Regions from separate parts of the Homo sapiens genome. Here region 2 is linked to region 1. A link is an interaction called in ENCODE POLR2A ChIA-PET data of the cell type or tissue named here. Cell type or tissue: HepG2. All regions are shown on one strand. Each heading gives the region's core, and the rest is flanking DNA. Links, peaks and the distances in the headings are about the cores only. Region 1 overlaps POLR3B (RNA polymerase III subunit B). Region 2 overlaps LOC105369957 (a long non-coding RNA gene).

Region 1 (10,267 bases), core at 987-8,986:
TCATGAATTATAACCAAATTCAGTGTCTTGATTTCCCCAATGTTTTCTTCTAAAAGTTTTATAGTTTTAGCTCTTAAGTTTAGGCCTTTAGAGTGAGAATTTTGTTAGATGTACAATTCTAGATTGATATTTATTATGTGTCACCATTTGGTGGTGGAGATATTTATTATCTCCCATCATTTACTAGTTTATTTGTTTGTTTTTATTTTTTTACTTTAGGCAAATATTTCACCTCCTTCTGCCTCAGGTTCCCTGTCTGTAAAAATGGGGTTCATGCCATGTACCTTATAGGATTGTTATGGGATTAGATGAATGATGTATACCGTACCTTGAATGGCACAGAACCATTGTAGTTCCTTCACAGGTGTTCTGTCTTATCTCTCTAGGTACTTTTAAGATATTCTTTTGGCTTTTGTTATTCTGCAGTTTTCTTTATGATATGCCTTGGTGTGAATTTCTTTTATTTTTTTTTTGCTTGGTATGTGCGTGTTCCTGCTACCCAAGGATTAATGTCTTTAATCAGTTCAGAAAAATTCTCAGCTATTATCTCTTCAAGTGTTGCCTATTCTCCCTTTTTTCTGTTCTCTTTTTTCTATTATCTTTGTTCCTTTACTGCATTCTGTGCGATTGTTTTTCTAATTTAGCTCTTAGTTCATTTTCTATTCAGCCATGTTCAGTAATTGAGTTTTTTGTTGTTTACTTTTATAGAAGTCTTTTTCACATATTTTTGGTAATTTATTGGTTTTGCATTTTATGATGAAAATTCTGAAACATTCAGAAGAGTTAGAAGAATGATTTTGTGGTCACTTTGATCATCTTATTTTGTGTGTTTTTTTTATTTCTTCATAGATTTACATAGCTTTTTTTAATTCCATATTTGATAACTGTATTTTAGCATCTAGAATCTAATATGCCATTAATTATCAGGTGGACCACTATTTTTATTTCCACTAAGAAATAAAACACATCACCAGTTAAATTATGACACAGTGCTAAGATGTATCCCATGTTCAGGATGGGATACAAAAGTAAAAAAAAAAAAAAAAAAAATTCCAATCAGTGAAATATAGTAATTCCAGTATCTAATGTTCTAAAGCTGCTGAGTTAGTTGTTTTTGATTACTCTTACTCAAGATAGATTGGTTCCTTGTGAGTTTAGTGATCTTTGTTTATGAACTCATATTTAATTGAGCTCTGATCCTGGGTGTTATTCTAGGGATACTTTCTTTTGGGGATATGTATTTTCTTTTTCAGGGAATAGTGCTGACCTGGAACTTCTAAGTCTTCTTACATGATTCTGAGGATTATGAGTTTCAAGTTCACATCCTTCATCTTGTCACTGAACTCTGATTTAGTCTCCAGGTCCCTAAGCTGATATCAGTATTTATTCTCAGGGCAACTCTGCCATTTGGGTTTGCTTATTGCTCCCTACTCCCTACCATGGCTTCACCTCATTTTTAATATGTTTTATCCAGAATCTAGTCATATTGTAGTAACCAGACTCCTCAGAGAATCCAACCCAGTATGCTGCAAGCAGCAGAGGTCCCTTCATTTTCACAGTAGACTTGAAGCTTCATGAGGACAGAGACTGTATCTTTCTTGTTCATCTTACTAAACTTAGCAACTAATAAGATGCCCCAGATATAATGTTCATCACATATTTGTTGTAGTAATGAATCAATTAATTACATGTTCTAAAATAGTTTACTTTAAAGCCCCCTTTGAATTCTGATATTCTTTCTTCATTTGCTGTCTTAATCAGTTAACAGTGCCATCTACCCATGCTGCTGAGCTACGAACCTCTATGTCACTCCAGACTCTTTCTGTTCCTTCACTCTACACATCAGGTTCATCAAATCATCAAATCCTGCCTGTGCCACTTCCTAAATATATCTCTAATTTACTTCCAGTGTAACTGTTAGAGCACAGGCCTTCAACTTCAGTGTAACCTCCTAACAAGTGTCTCTGTTCTTAGCTTCACCCCAACTCCATTCATCTTCCACAGTGCTAATAAAATTATTTCAACACACAAATATGATCTTCTCACTCTTGTACTTAGGCTATTTGAATGGCTCCCTCTGAAAGCAGTGAGGTCACTACAGTGAGATGTGATGTGGTTAATGGAAGATACCAAGTTAGGGAATGATGTGTCAGCCAAATCATCTTTTAGGAATTTAGAGTCTATGTTGTTGGTGACAATTCTACTTATGAGATCAGTCTTTGTGGTTGTCACAGAGGGATGATGGTATGGTTGATGGAAAGAGGATGCCAAGTTTCCTTAATAACTAAAGATATGGTAACTTAGGGATATGGGTGTATAAAGCACTAGCATGCTCCTAATTAGGGACACTACTTTCTGAGTCCCCTGGAATTTTCCCAGGAGATATGTATCTGTGAATGATACCACTGGCCTAGAATGAAATTTTGCAAAGCCCAAGACACTTCTTTTGTTATTCTGATGGTTATTCATTTATTTTACCAATTTAAACAAATATCTTTAATTTTTTTAAAAGTGTTATGATTTTTAAAAAGTAATGTTAGCAGTAAAAATAATAAATATTGTAAAATAGCAGAAGTCATTCTTAGTAAACATTTAAAAAAATAGCATAGCAAAAAGAATTTTAAACAAAAAGATTTGCAGTGAAAAGTGACCCACCTCTGACCCTCTTTTCCCTCTGACTCAGTTCCCCAGTTCTCCTTTCCAGAAAGTCACTTTTCCTATACTGTCCTCTATCCTTCCAGAGACACTCTATGCATATACAAATATCTTTATTAACTGGCAGTTTAAAGTTAAACCATTGGAAGCTCTTGCCCTGAAAACTATTCAGGACTCTGTGAATTTATGCTTAGTGGGGCTTCCTTGGGGATCATTGTCACAGGCAAGTTTGGAGTCAGGTTTTGCAAGTTCAGAAGAAGTTATATAAAGGTGTGGTTTGCTGTCATTAGTTTGAAACAGATTTTCAAAGCAGTTATGTCCGAGAATGTTATTTGACCATTACTGCCAAGCCCTTTGACTTAAGGGGGAATTTAATCAGTTAAATGTGTCTGTTGCTGCAGAAATTGACATATACCTGTTTGTGTATGTGCTTTTTAGTTATGAGAAATTGCATACACACCACTATATATAATGTGTGTGCATTAAGTCTCATAAAGCAAATACTTGTATATTCCCATTCAGTTTAAGAATGAACACAGCGTCAGTACATTTGAATCCTCCATGTGCCTTCTCTTGTTCTTGGCTGCCCCTCCCATCTGTCTGGAGGCTCTGGCCATGTGCCTGCCTATTCACTTGGTACAAAGCAATCCCAACACATTCCTGAGCATTCTCTGTGTGATTAAGTGAAGCACAGGTCCTTTTCCCAGGAGCATCCGCAGCAGACCTGAGCTTCAGATGTAGGTTTCAAAGTTTTTAAAGCATGAACTCTCAGTTGGAATCCCAATATTAAAACAGATAAAAGTTGAGCCTTTCTGGTTGAGGTGGGACAGAGGGGTTCTCTGCCTCCTTCCCCTTCCCCTGAAACTCCTCCATGGAATTCATAAGCACAGTTTCCTCTGTAGAAGGATGTTTAGATTCTTTCACAGAGCCTGCAGGGTCCTTGATGATCGTGCCCCTCTGTGCCTTTCCGGCCTCATCTCATGCCAAAGTGAGGCACTTACATCTTCTCAAACATACCATAATGCTCTTCTATCACTATTCCTTTGAGTTATGCCTTCTACCGAAGCTGCCCCTCCCTCATATCCCTTTCACCCTCTCTCTAAAGAGGAGCTCCTCCTTATTCATCTTTTGAGCCCTCTCTGAAACTGTGACCTCCTAGGTGCAGTTAGTTGCTCTGTCTTCCTTAGGCCAGTAACAGTTTATTCAAGTCTTTATTTGCATGCTAAATTAACATGTAATTCTTTACTTCCATGCTTCTTCCCCCTTTTAGATTGTAAGCTCATTGAGGAAAGGAACCATTTATATTCATCTCGTTATTTCCACATATGTGCAGGCCGATATTTGAATAAGGAGAAGTTGCTCTCATGCAGCCTTGCAAACTGCATTCCAGCAAGAGACACAACCAAGTTCACATCTCCTAAGGCACGAATGAATTTAGGGACTGGAGGAACTGATAGAGGGTCAGTGTGGCTGGAGTGAGTGAGGTGTCAGGATGGTAAGAAATGACACTGGAGACCCAGGTGGAGGCTGGATCATCTGGAGCCCTGTGTGCCATGGGAAGAGACTTGGCATTCTACATGCAGCAGAAGACCATTGAAGAGTTTTAGTCAGGGGAGTGACATGATCTGATTTTTAGTTTAGAAAGATCTGATGTGGAGATGAACAGGCGAAGAGTGGACCGGCTAGAAGCTGTAGCAGTTTTCTAGATGAGAGATAGTGCGGCTGGGATGATCACAGCAGATAGTACCACAACTAAAATTTAAAAACTAGAATTATGAAATTATAGTAACTTTAGGTTCTAGAAAAAAAAATTAGCATCAGGACTACTGAGGAAGCTCTGTTTGGTTAATGGCCACTACTTAGCAGTTTGGTTTTTGGCCACCTTCAGATTGACCATTGTGCAAGGAATTATGGGTATCCTCACCATCAATCCCATTTTTACTATTTTTTACTTCGGAAAAACCATGGTGTTAAATGAGTCCATTAAAAAAAAGTTGATTGTTTAGAGGAATAAGGAATGGAGTAAGGAGGGGGAAAGGAGAGCTGATCCTGTTGCTTAAAAAATTAGAATTAAAAAGAGGGTTCCCATGTGCAAGAAAACATAGCTTTATAAACAATGTAAAGACATAAAAGGTATTGTGTTAGCAAAAATGTGTAAAAACAATAGCTGCTAATTTCACACCCCATGGGATGAGGGAGCATAAATGTGCTTCAGCTTTAGATAACAGAGTTGTCTCCACTGGCCAAGCGGGTTCACAGAGCTTTCCTTCAGTCTTGATGCCACAAGAGGGTTGGCAGGCCAGCCGCCAGTAGAGGTGTTAGCAAAACCTACCGATTTCAGGCTTAATCTTTCACCTACCTTTTCTTTTTCGGTAATGTGTTCATTATTTGCTGAGCATTACTCTATTCTTTGTCTGCAAATTTTTTGTTTCTAATGCAGCTTGCTTTGTATGGGTGAGATATGGAATGGCACCAAAATCCGGCACCCTGGAAAGCCAGGGATTTCTACCCTATGACAAAAGAATGCCGTCTTGACTTCAGAGATTGCCTAATCCCAGCTGTTCTGATAATGTAATTAAGGCTGCCTAATGTCTTTAATTTTGCAACCAGTTTGTGTGAAAAGGAGAATTTGGCACTCTGTAGGCTTAAACACTAAATAGCAATCTCAAGACGCCTAATTAGAATTCTCTGACATTAAGCTAATTGGTGAAACTGTATTTCAGCAGCTTAACTTCTTTATTAATTTTTTTAGCATTTTCATTGAAAATCAATTGATGAGCTGTCAGCATTTTTCCCTGAAATATGATTTGCTCTTTACTCTCCTGTCTTAAACAGGCTGAAAGGCCTTGTGCTACCAAGGTATTGAATATTATCACCAGCATTCCTTCCCTTTTAGTCATTTTACTTTTGACCTAAATAATGTGGTGTATTGTGTGGATGGCCTTGTGGTTTCTCACTGCTCTGTGAACTTGGACAGCATTTTTTCTTTTAAACTGAAATTTTAGGAGTAGGAAAATTTAATAATGAGGCAGTATTTCTGTTGACTGTGTTCTTACTTTTTACTTCTTTAGTACCAAGGACATTTCCTTGTGTTTGAATCAAGGGGCTACAATAAATTCAGCTGGGATCCAAAAAAACTTTGTCATAATTTGAGACAAAAGTGTCTAAGTGTAAGGGACTAATTAAAATAGAGCTGAGCTTTTGTTGTTTAGGTTAAGGGCATTCGATTCTGTTCAGGATGCTTATTCAAGTTCCTTTTGCCAGTTTCCACAGGAAGTTGCTGGAATAGGCTTCTTCATCCCCTCTCACCCCTCTGCACCTGCTTCCATTCCCATATTCTTTCTTTCCAAGAGTGAAACTGCTGGGTCTCACTGTAAGAAAGGATTAAGCTCTCAGAGGAGGAAGTTTTCTTTTTAGAACACTTCTGACATAGTAAATTCAAATCCAAGATCCAGGCTTTTCTATCTGAAAAGGTGGTTTTAGTAGAAAAGTGGAAGGACATGTCTTAACTTTAAAGAAGGAAAAGCATGAAATCCAGTTCCACTTAGGAAATTCCTTCTTTGGCACTAGCTAGAGGAGAAGATTCATTTGCTTTGAATACCTTCTTCATTCTGAGTCAAAAAACTACCTATCAGAAACATTCAGGAATATAGTCAGTATGGAATCTGGAAAATCTTTAGCTTAAACATACTTCACTGAACCTCAGAATTCTTTAAGAAATTAATTAGTATAAATATGCCCCCCATATTACTTTAATGTTTTGTTATTTAACTTAGATCACAAATATATTGAGCTTTTTTCTTCCACTGCAAAGAAAAAAGATGTGTACAAAGGGAAAAAACTAATAGAATTAATTGTATAGGAGTATTTAGTATGCATAATATCTATTATATTACTGAAGAAGTCTACTTTTTTTTTATTTATAGTGAGCCAGATATTTAGTTTTGCTTTTTTTTTTTTTTTTTTTTTAATGAACTTGATATAACTGGCATTCTGGTTATGTGTTACTCTGTTACATGCTATCTCAAAATGGTGGCTTAAAACAACAACCATTTTATTATACATACCTCACAGTTTTGTGGGTCAAGAATTCAGGCAGGACTTGGCTATTTGATTCTTTTGTTTCACATGGTGTTGATGGAGGTTGGTTGGTTGATGTTCTGCTAGAGGTTGGTGGGAAGGGCTGGAAAGCTAGGCTCAGGCGTTTCCAGAGTTGTCACATTCGGTGGCTCAGGAATCTAAGAGTAAGTGTTTCCCATAGACAAGAAACTGTGTGACCTTAGTGACCTAGACTGAAAGTCACAGCATCACTTATGTTTATTCTATTGGTCAAATAGTCCCCACCCAGATGTGGGGCAGTGGGGCACGGGGGTAGGGATGGACATGGGCCACACCTCTCAATGTTTGCTTCAGGGATCAGCCAGAGATTTGGGCAAAGTTTATATATATAGTTTGGAGTTTTCTTCCTTGGGTTCTCTCCTTTATGGAATTCCCCTTCACCTTCCAGCTACTCAAATCCAGTAGTTCAGATCTTTTTCTTCTGTTTCTTCAGTCCAGTAAGACTGCAGGTCTTTCTCTGAGTTTCAGCTTCCCAGTGTGGCTTGGACCCTTTTTATTAACGTGGCCTACCCTTAGGTGAAAAGCCTTAAAAATGAGATGTGTACCCAGTGCCATTCACTCTCAGTGTCCTGCTTTTGGACACTCCCTAGTGCCTTCAAAAAGTTTTTAAATGTTTTGTCCAGAATTTATGATTATTATCTGCAGATGAATCCGTCTGATAGGACCTACTCTACCAATTCGGGAAACAGAGCCACCTAGTCTGTTTTCATGACTTACTGTTCTATCCCGTTGATTTGGCTTCCATAATCACTGTTTTAAAATATCACTGTGGTTTAATAGCATTTATAGGTAATTTTTAACATAAAAATTTAAATGTTACATTTATATGTTATGAAGGGTACAAATAAAATGAACAACCTCAAGGCCACTACTCAACAACTAGACTATTACCAATAGCATTTCATTTACCTATGTACCCCCTACTCCATTCTTCATTTTCCCCTACCATCCTGAACTTTTGCATTTTTTAATTTCTTGATTTATTATATCATTTACATCTTTAATTTTAAAGTTTTAAAATTATTTATTACAGTATAAGCTTTGCTTACTTTTGAACTTTATAGAAATAGATCCATATACCGTATAATTTCTCTGCAATTTTTTTCTTCTTTCAACATTAAGATGTGTCTATATTGTTGCATGTTACTGTAGTTCATTTTCATTTCTGTTTTCCATTGTGTCAAGATGTGATACAGTATGATGAATACCACTTTATTCATTCTACTGATCAAGGACTTTGTATTGTTTCTCCCCATTTGACATTAAAAAAAAAAACACAACAACACTGGCATTCTTATTTATATCTCCTGGTTTCCATATGCAAGAGTTTCTCTAAGGAGGATTGCCTAGTCATGGAGTCAGAGTCAAGTTAAATTTTTACCTGAACTGCAGAATGTCACACTAGTTTGCCAAGTATTTCTACATTACGTTGTATATGAATTTCTGATGAGCTCCGTCCCATGACTTACTATCAAACTTTTAAGTTTTTGTCTAATAGATGCAAAATGGCATCTCCTTGTGGTCTTAATTTGCATTTTCTATATTACTAATGAGGTTGAGCCCCTTTTCATGTACTTATTGACTATTCCTGTTTTCTTTGCAATGTCTTTTGGGTTGTTCCCATTTTTGTTACTGATTTCAAGGAGATTTTTGTATATTTTGCTTCCTAATTTTTTGTTATATGTGTTGCAGATATCCTTTTCCAGTCTAAATTCTTGTTTTAATAACTTTATATATATATATATATTTTTTGAGACAGAGTCTGGCTCTATCGCCCAGGCTGGAGTGCAGTGGCATGATCTCTACTCACTGCAACCTCCACTTCCTGGGTTCAGGTGATCCTCCTGCCTCAGCCTCCCAAGTAGCTGGGATTACAGGCATGCACCACCACACCCAGCTAATTTTTGTATTTTTAGTAGAGATGGAGTTTCACCATGTTGGCCAGGCTGGTCTCGAACTCCTGACCTCAAGTGATCCACCCGTCTCAGCCTCCCAAAGTGCTAGGATTACAGGCATGAGCCACGGTGCCCGGCCAACTTTATAGTATTTTAAAGTGCTACTAATTTGTGCTTTTAGTTGCAGCCATTTGTCAACTTATCTAACTTTTAATAGTGCTTGATATGGTTTGGATCTGTGTCCCCACCCAAATCTCATGTTGACATGTAATCCCCGATGCTGGACGTGGGGCCTGGTGGGAGGTGATTGGGTCATGGGGGTGGTTTTTAATGGCTTAGCACCATCCTCCTAGTGCCATTTTCTTGGTAGAATTCTCATGAGATCTGGTTGCTTAAAAATATGTAGCATCGTCCCCTTCTCCCTCTTCTTCCTGCTCTGGCCATATAAGACATGCTTGCTTCCCCTTTGCCTTCTGCCATAATTGTAAGTTTCCTGAGGCCTCCCCAGAAACTGAGCAGATGGCCAGCATCATGCTTCCTATACAGCCTGAAGAACCATGAACCAATTAAACCTCTTTTCTTTATAAAGTATATAGTCTCAGTTGTTTCTTTATAGCAATGCAAGAGCAGACTAATACAGTGCTCTTTATTTTTTAAACTTGTGTGTTTAGTATTTGTTCTTTTGTTCATCTGGAATGAAGTAAGGAATCCAATTTCATTTGTTTTCTAAATGGATAACTGGTTGTCCCAGCTCCATTTATTGTATAGTCTTTCATTTCCTCGCTGATCCAAAATGCATCTCTATCATATAACAAGTTTTATTGTATGTGCAGATCTTTTCTGGACTCTTTGGTCTATCCATTGGTCAGCTTGTCTATGTATTCATTAGTACCTTTACCTTTTTTAGGAGTGTCTTGGCTATTTCAGGGTCTTAGCTTTTCCATATAAATTTTGGAATTATTTTGTCAATTTTCATCAAAGTAAGTCTTCTAGGGATTCTAATTGGCATTGCATTGGAACTGTAGATCAATTTGGAGAAGATTCGTAATCTTAAAATATGTAGGCTTTTTATCCATGAATATTTTCTTTTCATTTATTTTGGTTTTCTTTGATGTTTTTCAATAAAGATTTATAATTTTATTCATGAGGGTCTTGCACCTCTTTCAGATTTATTTCTAAGTTTTTAAGGGTTTTTGGTAGACATTTTAAATAAAAATATGAACATTTTCAAAAATATACAAAAATAGAATAGTAAAATTAACTGCCATATATCCATCACAGACCTTCAACTATTATCAGTAGAAGGCAATCTTGTTTCCTCTGTACCCTTCTCAACTCTTTCCCCTCCCCTTATTCCCCAAATTATGTTGTTTAAACAAATTGTCGCCATCAAATCATTTCATTATCTCAGATGTCAAATCACATTCTGTAAATACTTAAAAATGTGTCCCTAAAAGACATGACTAAAATTTTTCACACCTTTTCACACATTAAAATTTTTTAGATAGATAGATAAGATAGGAAGGAATTTATTATGGGAATAGGCACATGTGATTATGGAGACAGAGAAGTCCCACAATGTGCTGTCTGCAAGCTGG
Region 2 (10,144 bases), core at 2,145-10,144, 1.0 Mb before region 1:
GTCTTGACCCCCAATACTGCAGTAACTGAACTTATTTGAAAATAGGGTCTCTCTAGAGGTAATCAAATTAAAGTAAGGTCATTAGGTGGGCTCTAATCCAATATGGCTGGCGTCCTTATAAAAACGGGAAATTTGGACACAGAGACAGACATGCACAGAGGGAAGACAGCCATATAAAGCCGAGGACTGGGGTGATTCCTGTATAAACCTGGGGACACCGAAGATTGCTGGCCAACCACCAAAAGCTAGAAAGGGGCAAAAAAGGATCCTTTCCCTAAAGGCTTCACAGGGCACATGACCCTACCAACACCTTGCTTTCATACTTCTAGCTTCCAGGGCTGTGAGACAATACATTTCTCCCAGTTTGTGGTACTCTAGTAGGGGAGCTCTAGCAAACTAATACAATGCTCCAGTACCAAACTGTTTAATTATAGATTTGTGATATTTCAAAACACCTGGTCATGCCAATCTCAGGGAGGATATTTTTAAGATGAAAAAGATTAGATTCAATGGAAATGCTGAAGATTAGAATCTAAAACATCATTTTTAACATTGATTTTTTTTGAGACTCAGTCTCGCTCTGTCACCCAGACTGGAGTGCAGTGTGCCATCACAGCTCACTGCAGCCTTCACCTCCCAGGCTCAAGTGATCCTCCCACCTCAACCTCCAAGTAGCTGGGACTACAGGTACACACCACTATGTCTGGCTAATTTTTTGTTTGTAGAGACAAGATCTCACCATTTGGCCTAGGCTGGTCTCGAACTCCTGGGCTCAAGCAAGCCACCTTGGTCTTCCAAAGAGTTGGGATTATAGGCACGAGCCACCCTACCTGGCCTAATTTTTAATTATTTAGAACACTAATCAAAATATATTCTTAAAATGGGTATATTTTATTGCATTTTAATTATACCTCAATAAAGTTGATTAAAAAGACAATAGAAACAACAGATTCAAATGTATTATATACCAAAATGTAGCAAATGGAAACCACTACCAGTTGGTACTTTATTGTATGTTGCATGGTTTATGTAAACTTTGGACTAGAGCTCTGCATATATTTAAAATTCTGGTGGAAGTCTCATTAACTTATGCAGGTGGGCTGTTACACTAATATTTCAAACAATTTAGGCTAGCACTCATATACTTGTCTAAAACTGTGCAAGTGAATACATTCTTATATTTGCAGGCCATTCTCAAGCACAACCTGGGTGAGGCTCTGTCATTGCTTAATGGATCAGCTGTATAGTAACAGCAGAAGATAAAACATGGTGAGTTGTGACAATGTAATGTCACAGACAATTTTCCTATTTAAGGTTGTTGTTACAGTTCTGACTTTGGCAAGCAGAATGGTTTCAATAGAGCAATGTGGGGCTTACTATATTACCATGCCTACAGGAGCAGTTAAAGCTTCATGAAAGTAATTGAAAGACTAAATTTTGGGCTCAACATTTAAAACAAAATCAATTAGATGGTTTAGAAGTATTTTATGAATATCCAACAGAGACAGAAATGGAGGTTTCTAATAATTAAAAGTGTTGCTGGATGTGTCAAGATATACTTGAAAAGTGTTTTTTAAAATTTAAATTGGCTGCCAACCTTGTTCATCAAATTCCCCTAAGGCAACACAATAATTTAGGAATGGAAGCAATTGTTAGCGATTCATTATTAGACCAAAAATTCTTACTGTTTTCTGACCTCTGGATCCTTTCTTTTATACCAGACTGAAAGATGAGCTATTCAAACTTTCATGTGTGCAATAACTTATGTAAATTAAGTGATTTGAAAAAAAGACATTTTAAAAAGCTTGGCCTAATGGGCATATACAGATTTCTGCATTTAGCAATGAGAGAATGTGTGTTCTTTTCAAGCACACATTGGGTATTTACATTAAAAAAAAAATCTTGTACTAGGCCATAAGCAAGTCTCAACAGATTGCAAGGAAATCTCTGACAACATAATGTTATGAAGTTAGAAATTACTAACAAAATGGGAAATAAAAAACTTTATATATCTGGAAATTTAAAAGTATACTCCTGAAGGTAATGAAGTAGCTCAAATTAGACTACTTATCTTCCAAGAACAACTAGAAAACCTGTAAAGACATAAGAAACCTTTATCTTTATATAAACTTCTCTCATATAGAGAGAACTTCAGAGGCCGCCAAGACTTGAGGGGCCAAAATCCTAGAGAAGAGGGAATCACAGAGGTTAGTTGACATTCTATAGCCACTTTCCCCCTCGAGGCATTTGCCCACTATGGGTATGGGGTGAGAACTGAGGCAAAGGGTCTGGACAGAAGGGCTACTAATAAGAGGCAGAATTTTTGGCTGTCCTGCAGGGCTAGAAAGACACAATGTAGAGGTTGAGGGGCCAAGGTCCCGGGGAGAAGGGAGAAGCAGTGAACTGATCCCATACAAGATCAATTTCCCTCTCAAGATATTTGCTGATTTCTGAAATGGCTTAAGACAGGAGGCAAGCAGAAAGTCTCTGAAATACGGAGTGTATATTGTTTGGCAATCTTGTGATGTTGAAGAAGCAAGGACTGTAGTTAAGAATGTTTGTGGGGTGGCAGGAGAGGAGCTCTGAAAAAACCCCCAAGTTCTCTATTGCAATTTCTGGACCTTATTGCAATTAGTGTCCCTGCTGAACTGCATTTTTATCCTTTCCTGTTAGGATTCTCTGAGCTCTGTGGTAACTCCACACCTGCATTTCTCAGGATCCAGCCTTGGATAGGAAATGCCCCAAACTGAGCCAAGGCTGCCTTGGCCTTGGCAAGAAGTTAAAGCTCGCCAACCTCATGTTTTCCTTAACTCAACAGTCTTCATTCCAGTTGTAGTAATCTAATTAGCAGCACATGGAACTGTCCCCCTTATTCCACCTCATGTGTCCTATCAGGAGGTACAAAGGTAGTGTAATAAATAAAATCGGCATTCTAATAATACCTAGCGTATCATTTATGTTACCTTTCCCCTCTTAGAAGTACCATGCGTGCTCTTTGACTGATGTTACTAGCCTAAAAAATCATTACTTTCCCTGGCTGAATTGCCATTTGCAATCATGCCATAATTTAGTAATTAAAATCTATTTGTAAGCTAACCTCTTTTCTATTTGGCTCTCTGTGATAGCTAGCAAATGGTCCCAATGATCCTTGCCTCCTGATATGCATCTCTTGTGTCAGTGACAACATCAATTGGGGCTGATTTGTGCAAACAGTAGAATATTGTAGAAATGACAGTGAGTTACTCTGGAGGCAAGGTCAGAAAAGACACTGTGGCTCCACCTTGCTCTCTCTTTGAGCATTTTCTCTGGGGAAAGTAGTTGCTATGTTGTGAAGATATTCAAGTAGCTTATTGAGGAGGAACTGAGACCTCCTGAAAACAATGAACGACATGTGCATGAGCCTCCAGAAGCAGACCCATCAGTTCCAGTCAAGCCTTCAGATAAAGGCATCCTTGGCCAACATCTTCACTGCAACTTCATGAGAGAATGAGCTAGAACTACTCAGCTAAGGTGCTCCAGAATTCTGGACACATAGAAATTGTGTGAGATAATAAATATTTGTTGTTTTAAGCTGCTGAACTTTGGGTTAATTTGTTATGATGCAATGAATATTATTAATACACTGTCTTATTTTCTTGTTTGAATTCCTGAGTTCTTTCTCCCTTTTTCATTCATATGGGTATCAATGCAATTGAGTTCTTTCCATGGTGCACATTTCTGTGCATTTGTTGAGCACTTTTCTTCCTTTTTTTTTTTTTGCCACTGGCTATTTCAAAGAAGGATTCAGTGTTTGAAAGATCCTTCTTTAATACTGGTTCATTCTTTTCCCAGGATGCAGCCTAAGGAGTTTAATTTGCAGTGTTAAACATGGCCTTGGAGTCTGTCCCTTTGGAGAGCATACCTGATATGGTTTGGCTGTGTCCCCACCAAATCTCATCTTGAATTGTAGTTCCCATCATCTCCACATGTCGTGGGAGGGACCTGGGGGGAGGTAATTGAATCATGGGGGCAGTTACCCCCATGCTGCTGTTCTTGTGATAGTGAATGTGTTCTCAGGAGATCTGATGGTTTCATAAGTGGCTTTCCCCACTTTGCTGGGCTGTCATTCTTCTCCTTCCTGCTGCCATGTGTAGAAGGACATGTTTGCTTCCCCTTCCACCATGATTGTAAGTTTTCTCAGGCCTCCCCAGCCATGCTGAACTGTGAGTCAATTAAACCTCTTTCCTTTATAAATTACTCAGTCTCAGGCAAGTCTTTATCTTTATTAGCAGCATGAGAACAGACTAATACAATACCTGAAGGGGTTTCAGGTGCTGATCTTGCTCAATCATTTGTGAAAGCCACACAATGGAAGCAGTTTATTTTGGTTTAGAGATCAAGGTTGTATTTTTGCTAATTGGTGAGAGGAGTAGTGGGGAGGCTTTGGCTGTCAGAAGTAGATTCTTTTTTGCTGATCCATGGAAAGTGACTTTCCTTTCCTGGCCAGAGCCTTTCAGATGGCTTTTTAAATGGTGTGTTTTCAACTAAGGATGTGCGGTTGAGAGTCAAGATGTTGGAGAGGGCTTTTGGCAGACCTGCAGGCACTCTGATAAACTGTCTTTCCTCCAGAATTTTCAGCAGCACTCTGTTGAGTTCATTTCATGAATAACAAGAAATGTTTGCCTAAGTTATTCACTTTTGATGGTTGGGAATATTATGTTCATTAGGATCAACATGTTTATTCCACCCCAGCCTCAACATCTGAACTTTCTTTTTTTTTTGACAGAGTCTCGCTCTGTTGCCCAGGCTAGAGTGCAGTGGCACAATCATGGCTCACTATCAGCTCAGGTGATTCTCCCACCTCAGCCTCCTGAGTAGCTGGGACTACAGGTGGGTGCCACCAGGTTTGGCTAATTTTTTGTATTTTTTTTTTGTAGAGAAGGTGTTTCATTATGTTGCCTAGGCTGGCCTCGAACTCCTGAGCTCAAGAGATCTGCCCACCTCAGCCTCCCAAAGAGCTGGGATTACAGGCATGAGCCACCATGCTTGGCCTGGACATCTTTTATGTGAAGAGAGGGTAGGTTCTAATCTCCAGCTGATCTTTATGCTCTTGATGTTTTGGGGCTGTGATAGGCTTGATGGCTTCCTGTGCTGAAATGCTCTTGCATCATCCATTGAAAATGAGAGCTGCTTTTCACTTAGGGTGACCTGGGGTCAGGCACTATGCTAACTGATGTACCTGCATTATCACATGCAGCCCTCTGTACACCTGTGTAGTAAACACCACTACTGTCATTTTGTAGGTCGTGAAGCTGAGGCTGTGACAGGTGAAGTGATTTGTCTGAGGTCATGTAGTTGGTCAGCGAATGGACAGAGAACTGACCTCAGGCTGGTGGATTCCAAAGCTAGTACTTTGAACCACAGCATGACGAGGCCACCCCTACTTGGCCATAACCTTTTTGCTGGGACAGGAGGTGGAATACCAAAAGCAACAGAACAGAGTCCACCTGCTAACTCGAGGTGCTGAACACCAGCGTCAGTCCTCCTGGCAAGACTCTCGCCCTCCACACCCATTCATAAAGCCGAGTGTGGGTGTGTGACATCAATGTGACATCCTGTGAGACACCTGTGTTTCACTGGCTACAGAATCATCCTCCATTCAGTTCCACTTGTAATTAGCTCAAGAAACAAAATTGTGAAAAGGCACAGGGAACATATGTCAGCCCATTTCCTCTTTCCCTTGGCTGGAAAATGGTGATTCTGGCTGAACGACATCTTAAAAATATTTATAACCATAGAATGTGAGTGCTACAAAGGCCTTTAGCGCAAACCCCATTTTGTAGATGAAGAAAACTGAGGCCCAGAGAAGGGAAATATCTGCGTGTTATCAGAAGACACTGCAGTGTAGTAGTGACAGCTAATTTGATCAAAATCCCAGTTCTTTTACTTACTGGCTGCATGACCTTGAGCAAGTCACAGAATGTCTCTAACTCTCAATTTCCTCATCTGTAAAATGGGAATGATAATATGACTTGGTGCAAAAGTAATTGCGGTTTTTGCCTTTTTTTTTTTTTTTTTTTTTTTTAATGCAAAAACTTCAATGCCAAAACCACATTATTAGGTTGGTGAAAAAAAAAAATTAGCTCATGCTGAAATGAGCTAAGACTTTAGGGGACGGTTGGAAAGGCATGATTCTACTGCCTTTCCAGTGTGCAAAATTACTTTTGCACCAATCTAATAATACCTGCCTCACTGCGGAATCATGGAGATTGCATGAGCTTATGTGTGTGTGTATGTGTGTGGCTCTCAGCCCCGTACTCGGCACTGGAGAAGTGCTCAGCCAGTATTAGCTCAGGTGCTTCCTACTAATCCTCCTTCATTCCCTCTTCCATTCCACAGCCTTGCCTTGGAGTGAGGCAGCCATGACACCTAAGGAAACTGCGGTAGAAAGCTCATGTTCCCCTCTTCACAATCCCCACATTCCAGAATCTGGGGACCTGGGAATTGCCCCCATTTTGTTTTTAAGGTTTCCATAGAAGCCAGGGTCACACATGCTGCTTCACCTTTGAGGACACCTTTGGTTCTTCTACTTATCTAACTAAACATGCCATCATAATCACATGAATATTTATATAATTAAATTTATTATAAAGAATAATAATGGGCATACATGGAGTGTGTTCAATATGCCACTGTGCATGAGTCTTCCTAGCAACCTTCTGAAGCAGGTTCTGTTTTTATCACCCCCATTATTCAGATGAAGAAACGGAGACACTGAGAGGCAAAGTTAACTTGCCCAAGGTCGCTGGCTGCTAAGCGGCAGTGTCTAGATACGGGCCTGGAGCTATATGATTTTGGAGTTACAGTGCTTCACTCTGTCAACTCAAATAGCACGCCTTTACTGTAAGCTCTTGCCCTATTTAAAGAGGATCATTCTCTTTTTCTTTTTTCTTCTAAAATCCATGTTGACTTTACAAGTTTTATGGGCAATTATATTGTTTCCCAGTTGTTGATTCTTGGGTGTGGGTGTGGGGCTGGTGGTTTCTCTTTAGATGAAATGGGAGATGACTGAGGCCTACTAGTTAGCTTCAGATATTTGACAACTGGAATTCTTTGCTGCATTCTTTCTTTACTTTGAACAACTTTGGTCTCAGATGGAATAATTTATAGGTTTTTTAATGGTTTTTTTTTTTTGGAAAATTTGAGGGTTGGAGGTGATGGGTGGAAAAACAGGCAGGGCAAAGGAGAAGGTCTTGAGTTTTGAGTCTGGCCTCATTTAGAAGACTCTTTTTGCACTGTCCTTAACATTTTGGCTTTCAAGTTTTCTCTTGTTCGTGGTTTTGCCCTGTCTCTGTTTATTTTGTGACTCCTGGCTAAGGGGGTGTTTTCTCAAAAGGGAATTATCCACATTGAATCTTGTTCTGGCCACGTGTTGACCACCTTCTCTGTCAAGGCCTTCTTTGTGCAGAGGGGCTGAGTGTTTATTCTGGTTAACATGGATGCCGTATAAAAGTGATCATTAGGTGGGACAGGGGCAGAATGAGCTTCATTAGAATAACCAGACATTTGAGATGTAATCCCCATGACAAGATGTTTGTCCTGGCACCAGAACCACTTCATCAGAGGTTTAGGATATAGGATTCTAATGTGGGCGACTGAAGCACATCACGGTTCCTGTTGTTTTAGTCAGAGCTAAGGAAACAAAACTCAAGGTGGCCTAAATGAGGGGGGTCATTTGAAGGCGAAAGCAGATTATCATCACACTGGAACACAAAGAAGCTTGGGCCTCGCAGGAACCGGAGTTGGACTTTAGGGGCGCAAGTCGTGCTCTCTGGTTCTTGGTCAGTGCAGGGGTTCTCTTTTCCTCCCATTTCTCGGTAGCTGCATGATCTTCTCTGAGCCTCAGCTTTTTCATTTGTATAATGGAGCAGTTGCAGAGTGATTAAGAGTATAGACCCAGAAACGGAAGGTCAATGTTCATTCTTGTCATCGCCACTTCCTAAACTTTTGGCAAATCACTCAGTTTGTGCCTCAGTTTCTTCATTGGTGAAATGAACATTGCCAGACTCTGGGGGTGTTGTGAGGTTTCAGTGGATTAACAGCTCTCAAGTACTTAGCACAGCGCCTGGTGTTCGGCAATGTTCAAGCCAGATTAGCATTGTCTGTCTCTTGTGACTGGCTTCCTTTGCTCTCACAAGGCTGAAAATAGCCATAGCCAAGAGTAGTATTAACACTACTAGTAATAATAATAATAGCTAATAGTTATTGAACTTTTGCTATATAAGCATTTTATAAACACTTTCATTTTATCCTCATAAAAATCACTTCGGAATAGTTACCTTTATTATCTCCACATTACAGATAAGGAAACAGGTTCAAGGAGACCAAGGAACTCACTTAAAGTTACACAGGCAAATGAGACCCAGACCCATTTCGTGTGACTCACTTGCCCACTGTGGGAAGACATGATCTTATCCATTCAATGGCTGCACTACCTGATGGTGTGGTTCACCGTTCTCAATCTTGGTTTCTTAGTTCAAATTCTTGAGAAAAATGTGATGGACCAACTTATCCTACAGATCTTTTTTCCTCAAGGGTTAGGTGTGAACCCTTGGATTAGTCAGGTCGGGCCATGTGGTTCCAACATAGTAGTCTCAACCACACAGGGACTGCAAGCTTTTCCCAGAAGAGGAAGGCAAGCAATAAGAAAACCTTTCTATAATGGACCCCCATTCAATCCTAAAATTGCTTCAGTATTCTCTCCAGAGGGTTAAGGTGCTGTAGGTATTACTGTCTGCCTTTCTCCCACTGAGCTTGGCTTGGGCACCAGGGACCTTTGCTGGCAAGCTCAGTCCTGCCCGTTTCTGGAATCAATCTACCCAGCTCTGGCAGTACATTGGGTGCCCTGTGTCTGCCAAGGGGTGGGGTCTGGAAATTAGTCTGGCAGCCCTAAGTAGCAAGTACCTATGTGTCCACCATGTTGGTTTCCTCCCACCTCTTGGTAGTCTTTCTTTTGGTGTTCTTGCCTGCTTGTTGGAGGTATACTCCACCTCTGCTCTTGATAGACCCTTCAATAAGCCTGACTATTTGCCTAGCATTTTCCCTTTCTCCCCACTGCCTGGGGCCCCAGCCACCAGCTGACATCTCCCCTCAATCCATACATACAGCTGTGAAGCACAGATGTGTTCAGGGAAGAACTCTTTCTACCATGACTCATCCGCCTATCAAATCAGGCCCCTTTGCATATATATTTTTAACTTTTATTATGGAAAATTTCAAACACACACACAAAATATCCAGAATCATATCATAAATCCTCATGCACTCGTCAGCTGGTTTCAACAATGACTGAGTCCTGGCGAAACTTGCTTGATCTGTACTTCCATCTAATCTCTCCCAGTATTATTTTGAAGCAAATTCCAGACATCATATTATTGTATCTGTGAATATTCCAGTGTACATCTCTAAACTATTAGAACTATTCATTTTTAACATTATCACACCTAAATATAGTAACAATGATTACTTAATATCATCAAATTATCTAGCCAATTTTTTTATTATACTTTAAGTTCTGGGGTACTTAAAGTATATGTGCAGAACGTGCAGGTTTGTTACATAGGTATACACAAGCCATGGTGGTTTGCTGCACCCATCAACTTGTCATCTACATTAGGTATTCTCCTAATGCTATCCCTCCCCTAGCCCTCCACCCCTGACAGGCCCTGGTGTGTGATGTTCCCCTTACTGTGTCCATGTGTTCTCACTGTTCAACTCCCACTTATGAGTGAGAACATGCGGTGTTTAGTTTCCTGTTCTTGTGTTAGTTTGCTGAGAATGATGGTTTCCAGCTTCATCCATGTCCCTACAAAGGACATGAACTCATCCTTTTTTATGGCCGCATAGTATTCCACGGTGTATATGTGCCACATTTTCTTTATCCACTTTATCATTGATGGGCATTTGGGTTGGTTCCAAGTCTTTGCTATTGTGAATAGCACAATGTCTGGCACATCAGATAATTCAACAAATGGTAGCTATGAATGCTATGATCATTTATAAAGATCATAATGCCTTCCACACCCAGGGCCAGTGCCATAATTGGGCTTCTTAATACCTGCCCTACCCAGCCCTGACTTCTGTGGGACAGGAGAGGAAGGAGCTC

Evidence for each region. ChIA-PET counts read pairs that join two places held together with the same protein. Peaks named below come from ENCODE experiments on the same cell type or tissue, not always from the same donor. Only the 100,000 strongest peaks of a DNase experiment are listed, where the experiment ranks them.
Region 2: POLR2A ChIA-PET joins it to region 1 with 9 read pairs; 1 of 35 experiments calls an interaction of 5 or more read pairs at or near these places.

Annotation. Positions count from the first base shown.
Region 1 is chr12:106,413,192-106,423,458 of GRCh38, forward strand. All of the region lies in intron 12 of POLR3B (RNA polymerase III subunit B), which reads left to right. Among named protein-coding and RNA genes, the nearest start is that of POLR3B, 61 kb to the left of the region's middle. In HepG2, for the core only: no CTCF peak of the experiment used is centred there; a DNase peak (open chromatin) is centred at 5,550.
Region 2 is chr12:105,394,445-105,404,588 of GRCh38, forward strand. It overlaps LOC105369957 (a long non-coding RNA gene), which reads left to right. Exons shown (of 3, transcript XR_945302.3): 2 at 1,188-1,269. Among named protein-coding and RNA genes, the nearest start is that of C12orf75, 69 kb to the left of the region's middle. In HepG2, for the core only: no CTCF peak of the experiment used is centred there; a DNase peak (open chromatin) is centred at 5,377.